2 separate regions of the Homo sapiens genome follow, and region 1 is linked to region 2. Evidence: chromatin loops called from intact Hi-C (ENCODE). Cell type or tissue: HepG2. All regions are shown on one strand. Links, peaks and the distances in the headings refer to the core of each region. The heading gives the core; the rest is flanking DNA. Region 1 overlaps UST (uronyl 2-sulfotransferase). Region 2 has its middle 80 kb from the start of TAB2-AS1.

Region 1 (2,927 bases), core at 134-2,633, 150 kb before region 2:
TGTCCAGGCTGGAATGCAATGGCACGATCTCGGCTCACTGCAACCTCTGCCTCCTGGGTTCAGGCCATTCTCCTGCCTCAGCTTCCCAAGCAGCTGGGATTACAGGCTCCCACTACCATGCCCAGCTAATTTTTGTATTTTTGGTAGAGACGGGATTTCACCATGTTCATCAGGCTGGTCTTGAACTCCTGACCTCAGGTGAGCCACCTGCCTCGGCCTCCGAAAGTGCTGGGATTACTGGCGTGATCCACCGCGCCCGGCCTAGTATGTCATAATGATTAGAGCACAGGCTCTGAGATAGATAGCCCGCATGCTAGACCCCCTCCTCCACTTAACTGCATAACCAGAGGCAAGGTATAGCCCCTCTAAGCCTCAGTTTCCCCATCTGGATAAGATGCATAAATAATCTTATGTACTTCATAGGTTCTTGTGAGTCTTGCATGATCAATCCATGTAGAGTCCTTAGCCCAGCCTTACTATATGGTGAGTGTTCAGTAATTAGCCTGCCCACCAAGCCCATCACAGGAGAGACAGGGCTGTCCCTGAGAGAAACTGGACTGGAGGTTCTCTTTGTAACTTCTAGGTGAAAGAAAGAGGAAAAAATTGGAAGGAACAAATGAAGGAAATGATTATCCTTGACCTGTTTCACCAGTTACAGCTGATACATTACAAGGAAATCTCATGCCTTTAAGAAACAATATTTCTGTATTACTGACTTGGGCAGAGAGGAACGAACAATTATATTCCAGTCAATAGCCTGTTCCAGAAACAATTGCAAGGAATAAGTTAAGTGGAAATATTACTACAGTGACATGCTAAGGGGCTGGAAGACACACATAATCCAAGTTAATGAGGTTTTTATGCCTGAACTCTTACCAGAAATATTAGGGAGCTAAGACTTTTCACTAAATGAAACCCACTGTTGAGACGTTATTGGGGCCAACTACCCTTAACTTATGCTGAATATTGAATTTTGCTGACTGTTATATTCCATGTTATTTAATAGACATAGAATGATAATAGAGTTTTTTTAAGTAAGATTCCTAAGATTCAGCTCTTGAAAAACTGTTTTCCATGTGCAGAATTACGTACTTCAGAACACTAAATTAATGAATTAATAACCTTTGTCCAGCAGGTGGCGATGTCTCTCCATTTTCTCAAGAAAGTGCACTAGGTTCCCTAATAGACTTTGCTCTGCAGACGGGAGTTTACATAACGCTTGAACACAGATGTACAATTATGTCCAATTTGAGGCCTAAAAATGAGATTTTTGGATATGAAAAGGATTCCAAGTCCAATTGATTGCAGTAGTTCAAACTGCACTTTATGAAAGCCAGTGGAGACTAGGGGAAGAGGGTGGAGTTTTGCAATCAAATAAGTTTATGTGAGTTAAAAGTATATACATGTATATCTAAATTATATATAAAGTATATGTAATATATAATGTATATATTGTACGTTATATATTATATATAAATTATATGTAATATATAATGTATATATTGTATGTTATATATTATATATAAAATATATACATTATATTGTATACATTATATTATATTATATTATATATACATTATATATTATATATATAATGTATATATAATATATAATGTATATATTATATAGATACACCACTAACTCTGGCTTTAGTTTTAAAAACTAACATTTTAGAAAGCCTGAATTAAACAAATTCTCTCTTTCATTTTTAATTTCCATTTTTATTTTCCACTTCTATTGCTTCTGTGCTGCAGCAAAACTCAAAAATATTCTGGAAACTCCCAAGTATACAATGATGGTTAGGAGGAATTCAGATTAGCTATTTTTAGAAGGCAATTAAGTTGTTTTTAAAAACTCAGTTTTCATTGATGAAAACAGGACTCCAATTTGCTATTGGTTCATTTACCATCGATATTCTCTATAAAGATTTTTTTTTCACCAGCCATGTCCCAGGCTCAGATCCTAATAATGTCAGCACTGGATCTTGTGTGTGTGTGTGTGTGTGTGTGTGTGTGTGTGTGTGTGTGTGGTGTGTGCACCTACCCATGTTCAAACAACTAGACTCCTTATTATATAGCACTCATACATGATGCAATCATCTTAAGATCACAAAATCAGTAAGTTTCTAAGTCATAATTACTTGTATAACAATATGCAGTTATAAAACACTTTCATATAGATGATCTCATTTGATTCTTACACAAATCCCCTGAAGTTGAGGAAGACAATTTTTTTTTCTCATTTTCTAAACAAGGAAACCAAGGCTCAAAGAGGCTGAACAACTTGCTCACAGTCTCGCCAAGTCCTAAGGGACAGCACTGACATTCACGCTTCTGTCCCCAGGCCCATCACAAAACATAAATCTGTGATTCCTCTAAAACTCTTCTTTATATTTAATCATTAATTCAGAAGTTAGTGAGTACTAAGCATTCATAGTATGTATTGCCATTAAAGGCAAGAGCTTAAAAATAAAATCTAGGCTGGGCACTGTGGCTTATACCTGTAACCCCAGCACCTTGGGAGGCCAAGGCAGGAGGATCACTTGAGCCTAGGAATTCAAGACCAGCCTGAGCAACAGCAAGATCCTGTTTCTACCAAAAAAAAAAAATTAAAATTAAATATATAGTTTATCTCTGTCCAACGTATCTGTCTGTTCACTAAGAAACATGAGTTTAGGAATCATCATAGATGATTGTTTTTAAAAACTCAATTATCATTGATGAAAACAGGACTTCAATTTGCTATTGGTTCATTTACCATCGATATTCTCTATAAAGATTTTTTTTTTCAGCAGCCATGTCCCAGGCTCAGATCCTAATAATGTCAGCACTGGATCTTGTGTGTGTGTTACCTTAACACACACACAAGATGTGTTATCTTAAGCCAGTGTGTTATCTTAAGCCAGTACGAGGCAATACACACAGAAA
Region 2 (2,927 bases), core at 187-2,686:
AGCAGGAGGGAAATGTGAGCTGCCTTTGCACCTGTATGAGTCTCCTATTGTTGCTGTAGAAAATTACCAAACACAGTGGCCAAAAACAGCACAAATTCATTATCTTACAGTTCTGGAGGTCAGAAGCACAAAACGAGTCCTACAGTCAGGGTGTATTTGTCAGGGTTCTCTAGAGGGACAGAACATATATATATATATATGGGAGTTTATTAAGTATTAAATCACATGATCGCAAGGTCCCACAGTAGGCCCTCTGCAGGCTGAGGAGCAAGAAGAGCCAGTCTGAGTTCCAAAACTGAAGAACCTGGAGTCCAACCTTCAAGGGCAGGAAGCATCCAGCATGGGAGAAAGATGTAGGCTGGGAGACTAGGCCAGTGATTTCACATTTTCCTGCCTGCTTATATTCTAGCTGAGCTGGCAGCTCATTAGATTGTATCCACCCAGATTAAGGGTGGGTCTGCCTTTCCCAGCCCACTGACTCAAATGTTAATCTCCTTTGGCAACACCCTCACAGACACACCCATGATCAATACTTTGTATCCTTCAATCCAATCAAGTTGACACTCAGTATTAACCATCACACAAGGTGTTGTCAGGGCTGCCTCCTTTTGGAGGTCCTAGGGAAGTATCTATGTTTTTGCCTTTTCCAGCTTGTGGAGGCTACCTGCATTCCTTGGCTCATGGCCCCTTCTTCCGTCTTCAGAGCTGGCAGTGTTGCTGCATCTTCCCATCTCTCTCTGATTGGCCTTCTACCACACTCCTCCACATTTAAAGGAACTTTGTGATTACCTTGGGTTCCCCTGGATAATCTAGGATAATCTCCTTGTCTCAAAAATCCTTAATTTAATCATGTCTGCAGAGATCCCTTTACCATATAAAGTATTAGGTTGGTGCAAAAGTAACTGTGGATTTGGCCATTACTTTTCATTGCAAAACCCACAATTACTTTTGCACCAATCTAATATCATATCACAGGTGCCTGGGATTAGACATCTTTGGGAGGCCATTTTTCAGCCTACCACAGGCTCTTTAAGTAGTGCATATTCACAGATATTCAAATGTGCCTCTCTTTACTACAATAAAAATAAAAGATTACCCTTAAGTTAGATCATAAAATGATAAAAACGGAACCTACTTTTCATATTTATTCTACTGATTTCTCCCTTTAATCAATTATATAATGCCCTGGAAGAATAAATAATTACCTGATAACCTCAATGATTAAACAATCCCAATCAATAACAAATGTTTATTGAGCCCACATCATGGTTTAACAAATTTACCTTGCTTCGTTTTCCACACAGGAACCCCAGGAAGGCTGTAATCAGTACAACAGTCAGCTGCTGCCTTCACTTGGCAGTTTGCACTACGGTGTTAGGTCACTTAACAAAGGGTCAATTCAGAGGAGAAAAAAAAATCAATCCAATTGCTTGTTTGACTTTCACATAGGCAAAACAACCATTTGACTGATGGAGTCTTTCATTTTCGTGCAGTTATTTTAGCACCTTGTAACTACAAGCTAAGTGTGCCATTTACATAAACATACAGGAGTCTATTTACAGGGTTATCAAATGTTTTAATTCATCTGTGAAATCAACATTAACCACTCCCAACACTTTTATTTACCTATGGCACACCCAACTCTCACCGCCTCTCTATACGCCTTCCTCCCCCAACCTCCTGTATTTCTCTGTGAGCCCTGGGCAGAATTCTCCATCCAATCGAGTCTTTGTTATTTTTTTTATTTTTTTATTTTTTTATTGTTATTATTTTTTGAGATGGAGTCTTGTTCTGTCGCCCAGGCTGGAGTGCAGTGGTACGACCTAGGCTAACTGCAAGCTCCACCTCCCGGGTTCACGCCAGTCTCCTGCCTCAGCCTCCCCAGTAGCTGGGACTACAGGTACCCGCCACCACGCCTGGCTCTTTTTTTTTTTTTTTTGAGACGGAGTCTCGCTCTGTCGCCCAGGCTGGAGTGCAGTGGCGGGATCTCGGCTCACTGCAAGCTCCGCCTCCCGGGTTCACGCCATTCTCCTGCCTCAGCCTCCCAAGTAGCTGGGACTACAGGCGCCCGCCACTACGCCCGGCTAATTTTTTGTATTTTTAGTAGAGACGGGGTTTCACCATTTTAGCCGGGGTGGTCTCGATCTCCTGACCTCGTGATCCGCCCGCCTCGGCCTCCCAAAGTGCTGGGATTACAGGCGTGAGCCACCGCGCCCGGCCTTTTTTTTTGTATTTTTTAGTAGAGACGGAGTTTCACCATGTTAGCCAGGATGGTCTCGATCTCCTGACCTCATGATCCACCCACCTCGGCCTCCCAAAGTGCTGGGATTACAGGTGTGAGCCACAACCCCCGGCCAAGTATTCCCCCAAATGCCTATTATGTGCCAGGTACTGAGTTGGGTCCAAAAGCAACAACAACAACAACAACAACAACAACACAAAGGTGGCAGGATGCATAATGATGCTGACGTTTTTTAGCAAGAGACTCTAATGGTCCCCTAGTAGAGTGGGGGAGCTTGACAGGTTGGAGAACTTTCTAGGAGCTCAGGGAGCAGTCATTTGAGTGGCCTACTTGTAGTGTTCTTGGTTAGGCAAGAGTGAGGTGGGCAGGCACCAGGACTCCGGGGAAGCAGTACTAGATCTTACTGTGGTGTGTGAAACTGTACTTTACAAAAACATCTTGGGGATGCAGATCTGTTCACTGAGAATACACACAGGCAAATTTACAAAAGCTTCCCAGGCAGCTCTTCCTTTTTAAGGTTCTATTTTATTGGGAAGTTATCTAATAAGTTAGAGGGGTCTTTACTGAGGTCTGTTGGTAGAAGAGGAGCCCTAGGTTCCCGGGACATTATCAAGAAGGGATGAGGAGTTTGGACTGATGGTCTAGTCTCAACTCCAGCACCAACTAGATGGAGGGGAAAGAGATG

Evidence for each region. Peaks named below come from ENCODE experiments on the same cell type or tissue, not always from the same donor. Only the 100,000 strongest peaks of a DNase experiment are listed, where the experiment ranks them.
Region 1: a loop joins it to region 2, with 11 times the contacts of the local background. A loop is called at or near these places in 2 of 110 quality-filtered maps.

Annotation. Positions count from the first base shown.
Region 1 is chr6:149,027,882-149,030,808 of GRCh38, forward strand. The region is part of intron 7 of UST (uronyl 2-sulfotransferase); the gene reads left to right. The region is part of intron 1 of UST-AS2 (UST antisense RNA 2); the gene reads right to left. Among named protein-coding and RNA genes, the nearest start is that of UST-AS2, 3.3 kb to the right of the region's middle. In HepG2, for the core only: a CTCF peak has its summit at 1,142 (motif pointing right); a DNase peak (open chromatin) is centred at 1,160.
Region 2 is chr6:149,175,827-149,178,753 of GRCh38, forward strand. No RefSeq gene overlaps it. Among named protein-coding and RNA genes, the nearest start is that of TAB2-AS1, 80 kb to the right of the region's middle. In HepG2, for the core only: no CTCF peak of the experiment used is centred there; a DNase peak (open chromatin) is centred at 1,375; H3K27me3 peaks cover 343 bases.